Regions from separate parts of the Mus musculus genome. Here region 1 is linked to region 2. A link is a loop called in an ENCODE intact Hi-C map of the cell type or tissue named here. Cell type or tissue: left cerebral cortex. All regions are shown on one strand. Links, peaks and the distances in the headings refer to the core of each region. The heading gives the core; the rest is flanking DNA. Region 1 holds the start of Gm10419 (predicted gene 10419). Region 2 overlaps Pde6b (phosphodiesterase 6B, cGMP, rod receptor, beta polypeptide).

Region 1 (17,141 bases), core at 8,299-10,798, 56 kb after region 2:
AGGTTGTTACTGTGAGGATCTGGAAGTGGATGGATGCCTACAGGTTGTTCAGCAGGAAAGCAGGATGTGGCTCCAGGTCAGTACAGGTTCAGCTACACACAGCCTGTTTCCAAAGAGCTGTGGCCAGTGTGCCTGGGGCTTCTGTTGACCTGAGGGACAGAGTTTTTGTCTCTAAGGTTGAAGGCTGGGAGCCTACCTGGCTTTGAGGGCAAAGCCTATCCTCTGCACACAGCTGGTGGGTTATGTTAGAACTCCACAGTATATGCTGATACAGGGTCTTTGTGAAGCATTAAAGGAAGGTAGCTAGAATTTCCTCCTCCAGGTACAGTGACCCCAGGCCATGATGAAGCCCAAAGGACATGTGGACGTCCATGATCTATTCTGTAACCAGGGATTGTGTGGACATCCAAGGCCCATGCTGCTACAGAGCCCATGCAGTTGTCTGTGGTCTGTTTCACTGCCTAAGGCCACATTAGTATCTGTGGTCCATGCTGCCTTCAAGGGTCCTGTCTGGGTTCATGGTGGTCCTGATGTGGCTGGGGCCAAATTAATGCCCATGGCCTGTGTTACCACTGAAGGACGGGTAGATGTCCCTGATCTGTGCTGACACCTGAAGCCGTTTTGTTGTCTGTGGGCTGTGATGTCATATGGGACCATGTTGATGTGAGTGACCTGTGCAACCACCTGGGGCCATATTGATGACCGCAGTCCATCTCTGCTGCTGCTTGAGGCCATGTTGGTGTCTGTTTTCTGGACTATGTTGGTGTCCATGGCCCAAAAGGCCATGTTGATATCCTTAGCCTGTGCTGCCACCAAGAGCTATGATGGTCTCAGTGACCTGTGCTTCAGGTGTGTTTGAAGCAGTGCTGGCATTTCAATGAGGAGCTAGTTCTACCCTTCAATTGTCCTTAAGCTACTGACCTGTGGCATTGTTATAAGAATTTAGGGGAAGCCAAAAAGCACCTTCTAAATCGCCAGGGCACGGGGCTACCTTACCCTTATTCCTCTACAGAGATATCACATCTGCAAAAGGATTTTTACCACATGTGGTTCCAGAATGAAAGATGGCATACCACAACCATCCTATAACTAGAAAACGTAAAGAAAACCAAAAGGAGACAGAAAAATGTTTGCTATAAGCCAAACTCATTTGAAGTTGCAACCTCTGCATAAGACAAACTATTAACTTCCAATATCTATTCTAGTTCTTGTGATAATATCATGTTTGGCCTAGCGGCCTTGTCATATCTAATTTTATCGATCTATCTATCTATCTATCTATCTATCCATCAGCTATCTATCAATCAATCAATCAATCTACCAGCTATCTATGCAATCGTTTACTCACTCCTCCATCCATCTATCTATCCATCATTATCAATTCACTCACCTGTATATGGGTAAGCACATATATCTGGGTGAACGATATTGCTTCTTTATTCACTTAGCTATATTTATTAAATATAGCTTTGTTACTTCTGATTGATAGTTAATATTTTACAGTGTGCTGTTGTCACAGTCTTTACAGTTATATTGAAGCATAATTGACAAAATCAAACCTGTATACATTTAGTTTTGTCCCCTGAGTGCAACCATGTCTCTTAAACCCAGGAAAGTCTTCTGACTCTGCCTGGGCTCCTCGGGAGCCATTGCTGGCAACTCCTAGGCTGCTTGTTACATGAAGATTGGAGACTTTATTTGATCCTTGGTCAATGTCTTGCCTTGTTTCATGACTAGCATTTGAAAACCATGCTTGCTGTCCTCTGTCCAGCATTTGAGTTATTTCAAGGGAAGAGAAACCTGCCACCTTTGCTCTTCTATGATTTTGGCAGGAGTCCTTCTTTCCATTGCAACAGTGATCGTTCTCTGCTTGCTTATGATTTCCTGACTCAGATGAAACTTCAGTGAGCAACCCTAAGCCTCTCTGTGAGGGTGTATTTGAAAATCTACAGTGATTGTCCAGCCACCGCATTCACCCTACAGGACGGTTGTGTCTATTTATGTCTGCTAAGCAAAAAAAAAAAAGGCTCCACCTGGACTGTGCAGCCCTGGCTTGGGAAGTCTAGGAATGCAAGGAGATAGTGTGGTAGGCAGCAGCAGCAGCATGATTTCAAATGAGGAAGTGAACACAGGAAACACAAGAACTCCATTTAATGTGTTCCACAGGTAGAAGGAAAGTCCACCCCAACTGTAATGGTGGGAGGCTGGAATATGTGGGAGATAGAGCCAGGACCATTTCTGAAGAAAACCAAAGCAGAGAAGGGTCTTTGTTCCTTGTAGCACAGCATCAGTGCAAACTCCTGCAGAGGTAGTCCAGCAGCATCCTCATGATGGAGATGCAGAATGGCAATTCTCTCTTGGGAGATGTGCCCCACTGATTCTGGATCTCACTAAGACATGGACAGCTGACATGGCTTCCCTGGACTCTTTGCATAAACAAAAAAGTCAGAGGAGACTTAGGTGGATTCCCATTAAGTGCTTCAGCTAGACTCCAAAAGAGACCCTGAAAGACATGTGAACAGCCTTTGAGGTCCATTCAAGAGAGGTTTCTCATACTTCTCAGGACAATTCCTCCTTCCATGTTGGCATTACTCATAAATGGTGTGACTCATTCTAATTTATTGCCTGGATCTGGGGCCTAGGATAGCATCCAAAGCTGTACAGGTCTCCGTGTCCCTGGATTGGCAACAGCACTGGCTGGACACATATTTTGTTCCCCAAATTCCACCTGTGCTTGGTGAAGCAGTGACCCCAAAGGTTACTGTCCTGGTCTCTCTCATATATAGTGTCAGTCTCATATATAGGCACTGGAGTCAGTGCCAGGATAAACTCATTTGTCCCATGGCTCCACCTTGGGGAATGAGTGTTTAGTTAAACAGGTGTGTTAAACATGGCTACCTTCCAGGGAGAAGCCTGGATCAGGAGGCAGAAAGATAGTGGTCTATATGAGTTTAAACACAACAGATCCTGATCTGCCATCCTGTTGACTTAGGACAGCCAACAGATAGCTATGCCTGCATTTGCATGACTCTGGGAGACCATTCTGGTGGGTTTAGGCAGGACAACTAACTGGTCTAAGTGGAAACCTTTAAAGGGCGACCACGAATTTGTCTTTGGTAGGCAGGACCCACAGGCAGTTGAGCATCTCCCTGCATCCACCACAGTGTGTTGTATGTCTTTTTTGAACTCTTGCCAAGGTACCTATCCAGGTAGCTCTTGGCAAGGTGGAGCTCTTCAAGAATGGGAAGTAACAAGCCAAGGAGGTTTTGAAGGGTTCCTGGGTAGATGGCCTCTGGGGACAATCCTTTGGTGGGAAGAGTCTCTGAGTATACTCAGCTAGGGTAGGAGCTATGTGACCAGACTGTAGGAGCTCATTCTCTGAGACACTGCTGGAAAGCCTTCTCCACACACACAAAAAAAGATGAATATCAGTGGCACTGGTATGTCCCTCTTAAATTCTAGCATTCAACTCCCATCAGCTAAAAGGACTAAGCTCCAAAAGATGTTGTTGGAGGATTTGTGGGAGGGCAGCAGGAATTCACTAGCTGGTTTGAGATCAGACCAAGAATATCCTAGGGACTCAGGCAGGGGCCATGTGGTAGTTTGAATAAGAATGCCCCCCCCCACAGGCTCATATTTCTGAATGCTTGGTCATCAGGGAATGTTTGAGAAGGATTAGGAGGCATGGACTTGTTAGAGTAGGTGTGGCATTGTTGGAGGAAATATCTTTCTCTCTGTCTTTCAGTCTCAGTCTCTCTGTCTCTCTCTGTCTCTCTCTCTCTGTTTCTGTCTCTCTGTCTGTCTGCATCTGTCTCTGTCTCTGTCTGTCTGTCTGTCTGTCTGTCTCTGTCTGTCTCTGTCTGTCTCTGTCTCTCTCTCTTTCTCTCTCTCTCTCCAGTACCATGTCTGCCTGCATTCTACAATGTTCCCTGCTATGATGATATTAGACTATGCTCAGAAACTCTAAGCAAGCACCCAGGTAAATTTTTTCCTTTATAAGAATTGCCAATGTCATGGTGTCTCTTCAAAGCAACAGCACTGTGACTAAGACAGGCCATGAGGGAATATTTGTGGTTTGAACTCCTAAAAGCCTTGGAACCAAACCCTGAGCAGCTCTCACCACAGACTTTATCACTCTCTAACCAGGAACTTCTCTAAGGTGACACATCTGGTCACATAATTTCCTAATGTTGTTCTCTCACACTTTGAGAAGGAAATCAGCACAGTCGGCCCAGACTCCAGTACAGCAAGTCTCCTGAGAGCATTCCAAGCTATAGCCCAGTGGGTCTCAACCTTCCTAATGCTGTGACCCTTTAGTACAGTTCTTCATTATGTGGTGACCCCAGCAGTAAAATTATTTCATTGCTACTTTTATAACTGTAATTTTGCTACTGTAATGAATTATAAATATCTCATATGCAGGATATCATAGATGACCCCCCAAAGGAGTCATAACACACAGTATGAGAACCACAATGATAGACCATTATGGCGATTACTTCATAGTTTACATTCTTTAAACTTTAATCGAGTAAATTTTGAAAACTAGCTACACAAGTATTCATCGACCATCTACCTTGTGCCAGATGCTATTCTTGGCACTGAGAACAATAAATGAACAAACAGGCCTCCACCTTTGTGTCCCTGAGACTCAATGGTTAAATAGTTAAGTTTACTTGGTGAGTTCCAGGCTATTGATAGACCCTGTCTCATTTTTTTTTAAGTCAACTTTTTATGAGAAAACAGATCTTAGGTCCCTGCAGGTACCTTGAACATAGGTAGTAGGACAAAGTGAGCCAGGGAGTAAGGGTGATAAGGGAGAAACCTCACAAAATTGCTTTTGTTCACTCTGAAGGAGACCAAAAACATTTTTGAGTAGCAGCTGCTGTAAGTGACTCTCACTTCAAAGGTTGGCTGTTCCCTGAGGACTGGAAAGATGACAATAGGCATAGAGAGGAGATACAGGTACCAGTGACTCCAGAGCAGTTGCTTCCCATCCGGCTGCTATTGGCTAGGGCCTGGTGTGGACAATGAGGACAACTCTACAAGTTTAGCAAAGCAGCTGCAAGAGTGAGTTTCTGTCACCTGAGTGCAGGGGTTGGGATGCATCCTGTCTTTGTTTGAAGATGAGATACAAAGATAATTTCATTGCGCTAAAATGAGGCCTTGATATTGTTGATGACAACAGGAGGCTGGAATCTAACCTGGGGTTCCAGGGAAAAATTTGAAGTGAATCATAAGTTTGGGAGTTATCAGTCAGTAGTTTGTTTCTTACATTTAGGAGGCTGGGTGACAGAGGAGGAGGGTCAAGCTCAGCCTTGTAGGCAGGCATCTGCTTGACCCCATTTAAGGCAGCATCCCTTCTCACAAGCCCGTGTTTGTTGTGTTAGACCTTAGCCTGTAGTAAGGCACTTCCTTAACTACCTGAAGGATGTTTTTCTCTCCTGCAAAACTGTTTCAAGAAGCAGGAGCTGTGCCTTCCCTGCTAATTATTCCCAGACACTCAGAGCATCTTGGTGGTCTGCTAAATCATTAGAAAATGAGCAGCCACAGGATCGGAGGTCATACAATCCTTTCCTGTATTTGTTTTCACTTGTTTCACATGTAAAATAATGTGAGAAAGTATTGTTTTGGTGGATCAAAATGTGAAAAATGGTTCTATAACCTTATTAAATCCATGCCATTACTTGAGCTAACATAAATTTTTTATTAGCAATTTAATGAGCCAGTGAAATGGCTCAGCAGGTAAAGGCACCGATGACCTAATTTGGTCCCTTGGACCCACAAGGTGCAAGGAGAAAATCAAGTGTTCTCAGTTGTCCTCTGACCTCTACAACTTCCCCACTACACTTGCATTCCCACACGCAAATGCACAGCACAATGAGCAAATAAATGCAATTTTAAAAATTGAAAATATTTCATTAGCATTTTCTTATACAAGTTTGGAAATAACATTTTAAACGAGAGCACTTATCTGCTTTTTATTTTATAACTTCAATGTGACTTGCTATTTCTTGCAAAATCCACTGTTTTTCTAACTCTCACTGACAACAGTATTGCAAAATTAGGACATGAATAAACCCTGATTACATCTGACTCAGCAAAATGCTTGCTCCCGTCGCTGACAAGAGGGTGCTGCTCTGATTCGGATGTTGTGTGCTGTTTTCACATAAGTTGATGAGTTCCAGGGAGGACAAGAGGGAATCATGTTGAAATGCCTTTCATTAGAGATGTACAATGTGCATACTATTACTGCACAGGTGATAGCTCCCAAAACACGAGAAGAAATGTGTTCAGAATTTAAAATGGTGGCTACAGCCGCAGTCTGGTGTCCACCCATCTCTGGTCTGCATCGCTCATCTTGCCCTTCACTTTACAAGTAAGCTACATAAGCAGCCCCAGTCAGATTTGCATTGCTGGCTCATTTCTGTGGTATAAATTCTCCTGCTATGCAAATCACAAGCCATCACCCAGAGCCACTGAGCAAGGGGTTGGGAGAGACAGAATATACATTTTTTTTAACTTGATACAATTTCAGAAAACAGTTAAGATAAAAGTATGGTAAAGATAGAAAATTGTTGCTTTAAGTATTTGTTATCCATATTTTAATATATTTAATTGTAGGTTTATATCATTTATTTTTACTTGGGCATGGCCAGCTTCACCAAGACTTCAACCTCCGAAGACCCCTTCAAGATGACGCTTCTGAGTCATACTCCCTATCTGTTTCAAGTAAGCTAGCATCTGAGCTCCAAATCCCACAATAGGATGCCCAGAACCACTACAATGCAGGTGTTTCTTGGAGTCATGCTGTCCCATGTACACTTAAAAAAAAAAGTCTTTCCCAAGACAGCTGCCTATTTGGCAGAACTCTCTGGAGCTATGAACATTACAAGAAAGACTGTGAGGTCCTTCTGTGGCACAAATCTAGACCCACACTGGAGAAGTTATGGTTGTCTAGCTGAACTTATAGCTTGAACAGTGATGAGTTTTTTTTTTTTAAGAGATTAGGCGTATAAAGTATAATTCGTGCTTAGACCATTACAGGAGAATCCATAGGGCCAAAGTATGCCAAATTTTAGGTAGTCATGCTTCTATTCACTGTTGATAAAATGATAATTAGATAGAGACCACATGATTTTTTAAAAAGCTAACCAAGGGTGTGTGTGTGTGTGTGTGTGTGTGTGTGTGTGTGTGTGTGTGTGTGCACGCGTGTGCGCGAGTGCCTGCATGCATGCTTTACTGAAAATAAGTGAAAGTGTTGATAGCATTCATAACTGAACAATGCAAAGTAAAGCCACAGTGAGAAGCTATATATGGATGCCAGGCTGGCCAACACACTAGGGAGGCTGACAGCACCCGGTGTTGCTAAGAACACAACCCAGGAGTGAACACATGGGGGCATGAAAAATGATTCTAGTTAACAATCTTCTGTTTTCTTGAAAGATAAACGTAACTGTGTGGTGCAAGCCAGCAATCCCACTCCTACTGCAGACCTAAGCCTGCATGATACCACGTTTGAGTAGTAGCTCAGTCACACCACAGAAAAAGCTGGAATGTCCATCATGTCGTGAATGGAGAAACACTTTTTACTAGAATTCTATTCAGCAATAAGTACATTCAATCGATTCTTGCAAGAGTTTGGACAAGTCTGAAAGGCACTGAAACCAGGCAGACAAGATTGTCCACTGCATGCAACCATGCATAGGAAATACTGTAATAAAACCTTTAGCACACGGACCTGGTGTGGGGAAACGCTGAGCTTAGCATTTGCAGAAGCTGGAACAGCAGTGAGTCCAGAGGTGGTCGTTTGTATAAATGTAGACAACTGTCCAAACTCATGGAAGTGTACAGCTAAAAAATCAATGGTTCTTATTGTACATAAATTTCACCTCAACGGGAAACAGGCAAATAAAAACAAAGATGGTATTAATCAGACAGGGCGATTTCACCCCCAGGTTACTCAACTGCATGTCTCCGTGATTCAGGACACACAAACAAGAAGCAATATGTTGTTTACTGCAGTGAAATGGGTAAGCTGCTGGGCTTCATTATCAGCAATGAGTGAGCTATCGCTGTGTACAGCGTCATGGACACACTTCACAAACATACGTGGAACAAAAGAGGCCAGGCATGGAGAATCAATCATCTCTCTGATTCTCTGCAAAATTAAAAAACAACAACAAATAAACAAACAAACAAAACAAGACAAACCAAGCCAACTAAAATGGCTAGCAATGGATTCCTTCTTATAAATATCTAAGCAAGTTCAGGAAGACAGCTCTGGTGAGCTGGCAGCTTCTGGGCTGCATCCTCCTCGGGCACTTCCATCTTCAAGAAGCCAGATAAATGCTTATTTCTATGTCATGAAGACATCACATGTATATTTAATATTTTCTGTGATTACATTCTATAAGACGAAAGCTTTTAACGTAATAAGAAACACAGTTGTGTCTCTGAGAACTCATAGCCATGGTTTTATGGGTTCTTTGGAAGACTCACAGCTGGGTGTTTTGCACAGAGATGCCTGCACTGCCTGTGTGAAGTGACAGATTAACATGGCTATTCCTGGAAAAACGGGGGTGAGGATTAACAGTGAAAATTTCAACTATTTGGCCAGTTACGATGTGTGAATGCTTGTCCCCAGAATTCATGGGCTAGAAATGTGACCCCCAAAGTCATATGCTCACGGTGTTTGGTGGGTTCTCTGGGATATAATTAGTTGAGTGGTTTTGTCATGGAAGGAACTCTCTGGTTGCTCTGTCTTGCCATGTGATACCCTATACCATTCTGCAGCACAAAGACTTCACAGTAGCAAGCACTTCTGAAGTGTGAGCTAAATAAACCGTTGTTCTTCATAAATGTCATGGCATTCAGTTATAGTAAAAGAAGGTAGACTAAGACATATGTTATAAAATAAAAAAAATACTTTAAAAAGTGATGGAGTAGAAAAAATTAAAAGCTCGGCTAATTGAATCAATATTCTAGGAGATGAAGTTTTGAATGTTAGTAAACACATAAATATTAAAAAGTAAGACTTGAAAGTGAAACTATTCCCTAATCAGTAATTGCTGCTGCACTTCTTCCTTCCTTTCTTTTTCCTTCTTTTTTTTGGGGGTGGGGGGTGGGTGGGTCGAGTCAGGGTTTCTCTGTGTCGCCCTGGCTGTCCTGGAACTCACTCTGTAGACCAGGCTGGCCTCGAACTCAGAAATTACCCTGCCTCTGCCTCCCAAGTGCTGGGATTATGCTGTTGCATTTCTGCCATGTCTTTTCTGGGTGTAGAGCCTCTTCCTTGTTTTTAGTGTGGGAGAGTGAGATCTGCCCCCAGACGGCTGCCAGACCTGCCCCGGCTCTGTAGGAACTTGGTCAGTTGCTGATGATGTGATTTTCTGGAAAAGTAGCAGAGCTATTCCTTGCTGGTGTGGTTCTTTCTGGAGTTGCTCTCTCTCCTTCCTGCCTCTGACCCTCCAGGTCACTGGACTGCAGATAGATAGACTGCAGCTACCCTTGGTCCCCTCCTTGGCTCTGCAAGTGGAAGTCGAGGGGGGCTCACAACAGAGCATGGTGAGCTCTTCCTTGGTGAAAGAATCCTGAAATAAAACAATTCAGTCTGCTCTAAAATTCTACATGGGTTAGTTTCAATGCCATCCCTGGTTTCATTGTCATGGGACAGAGATTGCCCCTCCCACTTTCTGCCGACCACTAGTCCTTTTAGAAGGAATGCTGAGCGGAAGCTGCAGGGTGGAAGCTGCAGGGTGGCTCCCAGCACCTGTGATTTTGCACGATGTTTAGGGAGGGAGCTCCTCTAGTTCCCCTAGATTCCAAGCAGCAGACCTCCTTCTCATTACACACCAGGATGCTCTCCTGAAATCTCTGCCCTCAGAAGAAAATTGAATTGGTTTAGCTTAAAGATCCTCCTCAGTGAGTTGCCCTCTCCCTGTTACTGCCCAAGTAAGGTAAGCCCTCAGCTCCTTCCCTTATCCCCAGCACTGAAGAGACAGCTCCCCTGTTTGCAGGCTCCTGACCCCATGCACCCCAAAGAACGTTTGTTGCATCACAGACACATGTACAAACTCATCTATCCCCAGAAATTAGTTGGAACTGCCCTTACCCGGCCATTTCCAATCCCACCTGATAGGTAAGATTTATTTGTATACAGGGAAATCCTGCACCGTGGGGATCCTCTGCAGGGGTGCAGGGGTTGGAACCAGGAAGGCAGGCAGCTGGGGAAGCATAGCCTGCACACAGAGCCTGGGTTTCTGTTCCAATTCCAGTCACTAATTTACTAATGGAAAGTGCTACTGGGGATAAGAGAAGTCCTACATCGACGGTTGTCCTGTGAAGTGAGTAAAAGAAAGTGCCTGGATGCATCTTGTCAGACAAGCTTCCTTCCGACAAAACTGAGGCAATTAAGAAATATGATAATAAAAAAAAAAAAAAAGAAATATGATAATACAATTTGAGAAATGAGGAGGCAATATCAGGTGAGAATCATTATGGAGTGTGAATATACCCTAAAGGGGGAAACACCGCGTTCACGGGCCCTGTGGTGAGTATAGAAATGGAAAGATTGTAAGGGGGTGGCAGTGCCCATCTAGAGGAGAAGCAACCCAAAACAGCACTTCTACCGAGTGCTCTGAGGGTAGAACATATCCCCACAGCCCCGCTCAACTCTTCCATCTTAAGATCGGACCTCACCCTTCAAGGATGAGGTGGCTTCAATTCCTTCCTCCTCAAGACCAGCCAGCCACAGGGGTCCCATGTGGGGAGCAGAGAGGCAGCTCTGCAACGCGCAGCAGCTCCAAATCTCGTTTCCCTGGAAACTGGAAGAACTGTTGGAAGTTTGCACTGAGCTCTGCTCTCAAGCGTGGGCGCCACGATCCTTACGTACAAGGGCTCGCGGAGCCTCCTGGGCCACGCGCCAAGCTCGCGGAGGTAGGTCTGCGCCTTTGCTTTCTGGCGAGTCATCCTTCACCAGGCGCAGGACCGGCATGCTGCTGTTTCAAATTCTGCTCCTCCTGCTAAAAATACAGAGTCAGGCTCGCTATGAAGCTATGGCCCGAAGTGAAACCCACGCAAACGTCCGGGAGTCTTTGGAAGGCCTCCATACACCCACTAGCAAGTAGCTTCCCGGAAGGGTGGGCAAGAGCCCCCGAGCTGCCTCGGAGAAATGGGTGCGGCTTCCCCAGGCAATACAGCTCTTGGTTTTGGGAGGGTCTCTGACCTTAAGGAGCAAAAAATAGTAAAGTCCCCAGGCCTTTTCCTGACTTGAACCTGCTGTGGGAAAGACCGATGCGCAGGCGCGTTCTCTCCACCGCTCCCTCTTCCCCGCGCTCGCACCCGGCTTCTCCCAGCCCTAGCTTACGGCGCAGCCACGGCAACCAGCGGTTCCGAGGCTGCTGCGCAGGCGGCCTAAAATCACCCACACCCGGGACTGCGGACCAGAGCGAGGTTGCCGGCGGGAGGCCTCCAGTGGTCCAAGTCCAGATTTGGGCTACTACAGCATTTTCCCTTCTCGCGCACTCTAGCGCAGGCAGAATTTATTCACTTGAGTGTGACTGCCAGATCTGAAAACAGAACTGGACTCAAAGCTGAACTCACCTGAGGTTTTCTCCCCAAGACTTACTTCATCCTGGCCTTGCTCCATGGCTGGTCCTCTGAGAGAAATCTCAGGCCAATTCTCCCGTATACCCTATTCACAATCCCTACAATACTCTACCCACGCCTCAAGGCAACACCTTTTCTTGCACATTCACCACACACACACACACACACACACCACGCTTGGACATTGCCCATACTCTGTGTTCACCCTACGCACATCTTGGAATGCTCCCCGCTCCCCGCCACAAAACATATAAGGGCACACCACCCTCACATACCCCATACTATATACATTCTATGCATACCCTTCATACATGTACACAACACACTTTCCTACATGTCAGCACTTCCCAAAGAAACATACTTCGTCCTCCATCCCCGAATACCCTGCCCACTCTCCTCCATTCCTTCTGAACACATCCCCCTTCCCCATTTCTTCCTCCAGGCTCTCCCTCATACCTATTTATTGCTGTACCCTCACCAACTTCTTCGGTTTTCTCAGTCCAGTCAGGTGGGCGTGGAGTCAAGCTGCCCAGTGCATTGGGAAAAGCGAACTCAGGGCGTGCAGAGGTGGGAGGTCCTGGGGGTGGGGCCCAGGGGGGTCCCAGGAGAAGGAGGCCTGGGTGGAGTGGCAGTCCTAAGGCGGCGAGCTCTGGACAGCGGCATTGCCAGGGGGGAGGGCAGGAAGGCGGAGACTTAGCGAGGGCCCCCTCTCCTAGGGGAGGTCCGGAGGGGCGTCCTGGGGGCCAGAGGGTCGGGAGGGGGCCGCGGAGGGTGGTGTCAGGGAGAGGCGCGCGGGGCCGCGGGGAGGGGGGGCCGCGCGTCCGGGGATCGGCGCCGCGGTCTGGGGAGGGGGCGCGCGCACCTTGCGGTTTTCCGCGCCGGCTTGATTCCCGGTGCGGGGTCGCGGCGGCGGCGGGAGGCGGAGGATGCGGGCTCCAGTGACAGCGGCGCGAGCCCGGGAGGACGCGGGAGGATGAAGAGGAGGCCGGCGGTCCGGCCGCGCGGCGCCGGGAGGAGGCGCAGGCGGCGGGGGCGGCGGCGGGCGGCGGCGGGCGCGCCGGGTGCGGGCCGGCTCCGGCGCGGAGGATGAAGTGGAGCGTCCGCGGGGCCTGCGCCGCGCTTTCCTCCTGCCTGCTGCTCGCCTGCGCGCTCAGCGCCGCCGCCGTCGGCCTCAAGTGCTTCTCACTGGGCTCCGAGCTGCGCGGGGAGCCGTTCCGGCTAGGGGCGGCCGCCGGAGCCTTTTACTCGGGGTTGCTGTTGGCTGCCGGCCTCTCTCTGCTCGGCGCCGCCCTGCTGTGCTGCGGGCCCCGGGAGGCGCCCCTCGCCGGGTCAGGGGCCGGGCCCGGCCCGGGACTCAGGGTCCCCGCATCTCCAGCTGGCGCTCCGGAGCCCTCTCCTGGAGAAACGCGGGCGGCTGCCGGGCCCTCGGGACCGGTGAACAGCCAAAACCTGCTGCTCCTAGGCGTCCTGGTCTTCATGCTTGGGGTTCTCAGCGCCTTTGCGGGAGCAGTGATCGACGGCGACACGGTGTCCCTGGTGGAACGCAAGTACTCCCACTATTGCCTGCCCCCGCGCACGCCGGCCGCTGGCCCTGGCCAGGGCACTGGCTCTGTAGCCCCAGGCACAAACACGCAGCGCTCCCGCAGCAACCTGGACAGCAACACGACCGCCAAATGCCGCCAGTTGAAAGACTACCAGCGCGGCCTGGTGCTCTCTACTGTATTCAACTCGCTCGAGTGCCTGCTGGGCCTGCTCAGCCTCCTGCTGGTCAAGAACTACAAGTCGTCGCAGGCCCGGCGCGGCCGCAGGGGCCGGCGGAGGGCAAGCCGATCTTTGGGGCGACAACGGGGCGGACCCGGGCTCCGCGCTCAGCCGCTAGCCTCCCGGACCCGGCGCGGCCGCCGGGGCAAAAGGGGGCGGCGGCTGCAGCCACGGCCCAGCGAGGCCTCCATCCTATCCCCGGAGGAGTCCGACTTCACCACCCCAGGAGATTGCGCGAGCTTCGCAGCGCACCACGCTGTGTCCTACATCAACGTGGGCGTCTTCCACGCGTTTGACGAGGCGGGCGTGGAGGTGTGCTGTGGCGGGCACCCGTCGGTGGAACTGCCAGGGTATGCGCCCTCGGACCCCGACCTCAACGCCTCCTACCCCTATTGCTGCCGGCCGCCCTGTGAGATGGCGCGCCCTTGGGAGCCTAGCCGAGCCTGCTGAGTTCAGGCCCGATTCCCCACAAGACACCCAAAAGGGCAGCAGTCAGGCGTTGCGTGGTGTTGTGCCTGCGTGGGGCTTGGCACTTATTCTGGCCCGGCCTTGTGATATCTGCCAGACTCTAGGTCACTATATGGTATTCTCCTTTCTGTGTGAGGAGGTGTCTCCTTTCTGTGTCGTTCATATCCGGACTCCATTTAAAGTTTACAATAAATGTTTGGGGTGGGCTCGCCGATCACACTTCTCTTAGGCAAGTCCATACCCCAGGACTGTGCTTGGAGGTCCTGGGTCGAATGGGCAAGAACAGAACGCCTAGCAAAGGTGATTTCCTGTAGAGGACCTCAGCTGAGAGTGCAAAGCAGTTGGAACTGTAGGAACAGAAGTAAAGACCAACCAACAGCAACACTTTGTACCCGGATGTGCCTGCTTCTGTCGACACTTTCTTACTGTAAAGCTCTCCATAAACAGTGAAAATGTTTGGTAAATTTATTGCAATTTGACATTGGTGAGTTCCTTTATTAAATTGATTGCTATGTTATTGGAGAATGTCCATCAGCTTGGAATTGGAGGATGTCTACATGCAAATCAGCATGGGGGAGAGTGGCTGAATTGGGACATACAAATGCTGAGTTAGAACAGCTGTGTTCTGCTAGCTGGTTGACTAGGTCCAACCTGTCTCTGAGCTAACAGCTGTGTGAAGAGACACTGATGCCAGACCCCTGCATTTCAGTTTTTGGAACCGGTTGTGTGGTTTCTACTGCAAAGCAGTAGGCTTTATTTTTGGTTAATACATATGAACAGTTTAATCCTATTTTAAAAAAATCAAAGTCTTAGTTTTTCTGCAAAATAATTTTCCTGTTAACTCAATAATCTGGTGATTTTAACTATATAGCATTTCATTTAAATACACCACTCTAATAGCCTTAATGAATGTGAAGGACATACCTTTAAGTGAGTATAATATGCGTGTAACCATTTACACACAATATGAAATGAGTTCTATATGACTGGAGTGTCTCCATCCTTCTGGTGGGCTGGCTGGGAGCCAAGCAGGCTTTAAGTGTTGGGAAAAGGTGATCTGACCTCCATGTGCCTGGACCTGTGAGACCAGGCAGGTGGTGCCTCACAGATGAGTTGGGAGCAGAGCTCTGACCCATGTGGAGGAGGGGAACAGCTCCTCTGCACGTGCCAAGCGCCACAGGCTACAAGAGTAACGGAAACCCTGAGCAGTGTCTTCAGTGTGCAAACGGCTACTTCTGTGCAGAGGAGGCACAGTTCCCAGTCACAGGCTGTGTGATAAGGCCTTTCCTCAACTCCCAGATGCCCTGCTCAGAGCTCCCCCTGTATCCCTGGTGACTGTAAGCATCCTACCCCAGTTACAACCTGGCTAGCTGCCCTCTACAGCTAGGACACTAGAGGAGGAGGTTGCCCAATCCCATTTCCATGAAGAACAGTGAGGTCTGACACCAGCCACGGGCCAAGCTGCTGAGGACTGGTCTTGCCTCTGCTTAGACATTTCCTCTGAAGCTTGAGGATCTGATCAAAGCATCAACAAGTTCAGTCTTGGCAGCTGTATTTAAAGCCACCCCAAGGAAGCCATCACTCGTGCTCTTTGCATTCTCGCCTCTATCAGACCTTTGATCTTTTGGGGCAAGGAGAGAGAAGAGGCTAAAGCTCCTGCTGAGGTCCATTCCGTCCAGCTCTCCAGCTTAAGCAGAAATGTTGCAAATGGCAGTGTACACTGACTTAAGATGCTTTCTCTTATCTACCCAAATCCAAACATGTGATGTGGATGGACGTTTACAGCTGAGAGCAACGACCTCACAGGTGGCTACTGGCCATTCTCCTGGGTCCACTCAAAAGCCTGTGGATTCCCACAAGCAGCCTAGGTGGAGTGGGTCTATGGGTTGCATAGATGCATCAAGATCCAAACTGGTCCTTTGGTCCCCCACCCCCGAGACATTTAGTCATGCACATTTCACATAGCTCTAAACCTTAAATGCCTCATGAGTCTTTTAAATTGTCTATTAAGGTCAGTAGTCTCTCTACATTTTAGGTGTTTTGTTTTCTTTTGTTTTTTGAACAGAAGTTTTGTAGAGAGGACTTGGGTGGACAAACCCAGATACCAGGGAAGGCATTGTGACATTTGTGTATATTGTCAGTTCAGGGCAACAAGGGGAACCTGGGGTGTGGGAGGTGAGGGCTTTCCCTTACACCTCTCAAGACAAATGAATTACATGAATGTTTCAAGATTTGGTGTTCCTAACTCCCAAGTACATAAATATCACTAGCTCCACTTTTCCAAGGTGGATATGAGATATGTGGGGTAGCAAAGTTTCACTTTCAAAGTTTACTGGAGAAAAAGAATTCTTGTTCTTGTTATTGTTAAAAGTCAGCTCTCAGGGAACCTGGTGTGGAGAGAGGGTCTTAAGACTGTTACCACCTCGCTTTACATTCTAACGCACAGCAGTTTGATTCGTGTCTGCGCTTCTTCAATGAAGTTTTAAGTAGTTGTCCAAAGCTAATTCATTGTGTTACTTGGCCCTTTTTTACATGTTTTTACATGCTAAGTATTAGTTGTAAGGCACTGTTTGCTCAGCAGGAGAAGCTCACTGTCCTTAGGGCTGGGGGGTTAGTTTTAAGAGGTAAGGACACAGCATGAACTTGGGCAGATGTCAAACAAGCCATGTTTTATTACAGAATCAGTGGACATTGGTGCCTGGGTTTTTAATGCATTGCCTCAGAAGGATGTTCTGTTCTGGGTGACATGAAGTAATACTACACAGCTGAGCCTTCGGATGAAAATTCAGTTAAACAATCATTTAACAACCATTTAATCAGCCAAATGATTGTTTGTGAATTCAAAGTGCTGATGCCTGACAATCTGATGCAGAAAAGGAGGAAACCTTGAGACCATATGCACACATGCATGTGTATATGCATGTGCACACCAGGATGCACGTTCCACACAACAGAACGTGAGTGATTCTGCATACAGAAACATGTACATAAGTGTTTATGCTCGATAATGAATGCACATACCCATGTGCATATTTTCATGAACAAGTACATATAACCTCTTGCATGTTTGAGGGCCAGGCCAAATAAGTGACATCTGGGGCATCAGAGACAGAGTGGAATCCATTCTTGGCTTTGTGGGCTGGCTGTGGGCCCTTGATCTTGTATTTCTCTCTCTGCTGCAGTATTATGTCATAGGATGAACATGCAGGAACCTCTGAGGCCATGGCTAAGTGGGAACAGGCAGAGAAGTTCAGCTCCAGTGTCAAGGCATCTCCATGGGTTCATGGTGTGATGTTCTGGGACCT
Region 2 (2,500 bases), core at 1-2,500:
AGGCAGTGTTCATATGGCGCCTCTCACTGCCGTACCCAGGGATGACTTCAAAAACCAACACCATTTCCCTGTAGCTCCCTAGGTACAGACCCAGGATGGCCTGCGAAGGGCTATTCTGGGTCCAGATGGTCATCAGTCCTGACCTTGCTCTGGACTTCCCAGGGTTTGGTGATAGCAGACAGGTCACATGCAGTCATCATCATGGCCCTGTGGACAGACAGACAGCAGACTACCTGTCCTTCTGAGCAGAGAGTAAACATTTTCTCAGCAGCTCTCTGGGACAGTCCTAGGAAAGGTGCTGGTCCCAAGTCACCACCTTGTAGGTGAAGAAGGAAAGCTGAGCTTGAAGCAAGTGGTGGTCAGGGGTGCTAAGGAAGATTCTGGATTCAGTGGTGAGGCCTATGAACCCTTGTGCCGTCTCCGGTCCCTGGGATTAGGGAGGTCTGCAGGGCTAATTGGCCAGCAGTGGACCTGCTACTTACATGACTATCTCCTTTCGTGTGGTCTCTAAGGATAAGTACTCAACCCAACTCTTCTTATCTTCATAGTTCTTAGACTCATCCACAATCTTCTGGAACATTGTTCTCTTCCTGACCCCAAGAAGGAGGGGAGGAGTAGGTGACAGACTGGCCATGGTTATCTATGTCTACTGAGGGCTCTGCCCACACCTCCTGCCTCTGATGCATTCTTACTTGAAGTAGAGGGCCAGGTCGGTGGCAATGATGGCAATGTCCATGAGGTGGATCACATGTTCATGCTGCCGCCGGTTCAGGTTCTGATAGATGTTCAGGCTCTGTGGGGACCATAAGTTGGTGTTGGGTTGTGGCAGAGGTTGTCTGTGGTACTCTTGTTTTTGACTCTCAGGGCCTACTCTGTCTAATCCCCTCACTCGAACCTTGCCTTCACTTATGTGAAGATCAGTCTTATGGCCATCCCTGCCTTCCCTTGGTGTCTACCCTCTGTCAGTGTCCTGGGTCAGATACCTTTGCCCATTTCCATGATCTGTTGTACCCTCTAGTGGCCATTCCTAGCTACTGCCTCCATGACTGCAATTCTGCCCCATGTGGGAACATCTCTAGATGTGAGCCTGTCCTTTAGCACCTCACACTGATAAATCCATGCTGCCCAGGACCTCCTGCTTGTCTACCACAGCCCAGAGGAGAAACAACTCATAACCAAATCAGGAACAAACCTCCTCTGCCAACAGAAACTTCCCAAATTCCAGGTGGTGCCTTTCCAGAATTGAGGAGCCATGTAACTTGGCTAGAGGATTCTGCGATCTGTTGTTTATTTTATTTAACAGGGGAACACAACAAAAGCAATGTTAGAAGGCAGTAGGATGAGGTCTGACCCATGTGGCACTGCATCTTCAAGGTGGTCCATCTCAGTACTGATTGCCAGACTGCAAAGACTCACCCTAAGGACGCGTGATTTATGGTTTACCATGCCCACCACAAGCCTGCCCTCCCCACAGCCTACTTCATCTGGTACAGGTTGTTGGTGCCACGGTGGTCGATGTCGTGGCACAAGCCAGCTGTAACCATGGCGAAGGCCTCTAGGTCAGTGTAATAGCTCTTCAGTTTGCCTGTCTGTGGGAATAGATCCAGTCCTGAGTCCTGTCACTGGCCCAGCTCTCTGGCTCCAGAAGGCAGTGGTTAAAGGGGATGTGGGGTGTCCCAAACCCATCCCTTTGCCCACCCAGGTCCCTTCCACTCATTGCTAGGACTGGATACACACAATTGGCATCCTTGGGCCAGAAGATAGTTAGCTGTGGTCCTTGCCCCAGCCCTCTGATTCATCTAGCCCATCCAATTTACATACGTACCATGAGTAGGGTAAACATGGTCTGGGCTACATTGAAGCCGTGGCGCCAGTTGTGGTAGGTGATTCTTCGATAGGCTTTGCTGACAGAGAATAGAAAGCGCACCAAGACCTGGGGAGCAGAGTACATGTGGGTTCTGAGATCCACATATGAGCCTACACAGCACCATATCAGAGCCTATCCAAGCCTCTCATACTGCTTGCATTAGAGTCTGTTATACCTATTTCTCCACTTCTATCTTGTTGGTCTCAGAGCCCTTGTTCCTTGTTCTCACTGGCCCCTTCCTGTTTGGGAAGGGCTCTCACACCAGAACAAAGAACAGCCCTTGGGAATTTGATGCCTCTCTCTTCCCAAGGTTCAGACTCACAATGGAAAGAGGACCCCTGGCATGTGAGATCTTTTGAGAAAGCAAAAACCAAAACCAACTAAATAACCAACCCAACAACAACAACAACAACAAAAAAACCCATTGGTTTAAGGCCTGAGTGTTTGATTCACATGTGGCCTGTGAGCAGAAAGGTGGGAAGCCTCAACATTTTCTTCAACAAGAGGATGCAGGCTAAGAGAACCCTTTACCCCTTCCATTATGATATTTAGGATCAAATAATTATTTGGAAATATTTTTTATCCCAATGGCTTTCTTTCTGTCTGTTTCCCTTAGCATTTAGTAAAATTTCT

Evidence for each region. Hi-C counts contacts between places; a loop is a spot of excess contacts. Peaks named below come from ENCODE experiments on the same cell type or tissue, not always from the same donor. Only the 100,000 strongest peaks of a DNase experiment are listed, where the experiment ranks them.
Region 1: a loop joins it to region 2, with 5 times the contacts of the local background. A loop is called at or near these places in 5 of 42 quality-filtered maps.

Annotation. Positions count from the first base shown.
Region 1 is chr5:108,363,236-108,380,376 of GRCm38, reverse strand. It overlaps Gm10419 (predicted gene 10419), which reads right to left and starts at 12,440. Exons shown (of 3, transcript NR_166481.1): 1 at 12,064-12,440; 2 at 10,699-11,021; 3 at 5,894-8,161. Gm42517 (predicted gene 42517) reads left to right here and starts at 12,460. Exons shown (of 1, transcript NM_001374743.1): 1 at 12,460-14,822. The coding sequence starts at 12,694. The coding sequence ends at 13,818. It overlaps 9330198I05Rik (RIKEN cDNA 9330198I05 gene), which reads right to left. Exons shown (of 4, transcript NR_155521.1): 4 at 16,512-17,141. In left cerebral cortex, for the core only: no CTCF peak of the experiment used is centred there; DNase peaks (open chromatin) are centred at 9,331 and 9,697; H3K4me3 peaks cover 843 bases; H3K27ac peaks cover 1,315 bases.
Region 2 is chr5:108,425,887-108,428,386 of GRCm38, reverse strand. It overlaps Pde6b (phosphodiesterase 6B, cGMP, rod receptor, beta polypeptide), which reads right to left. Exons shown (of 22, transcript NM_008806.2): 13 at 1,826-1,933; 14 at 1,480-1,589; 15 at 1,193-1,280; 16 at 693-793; 17 at 483-590; 18 at 144-207. Gm34204 (a long non-coding RNA gene) reads left to right here. Exons shown (of 3, transcript XR_880561.2): 1 at 1-1,559. Among named protein-coding and RNA genes, the nearest start is that of Gm34204, 2.1 kb to the left of the region's middle. In left cerebral cortex, for the core only: a CTCF peak has its summit at 1,021 (motif pointing left); a DNase peak (open chromatin) is centred at 1,017.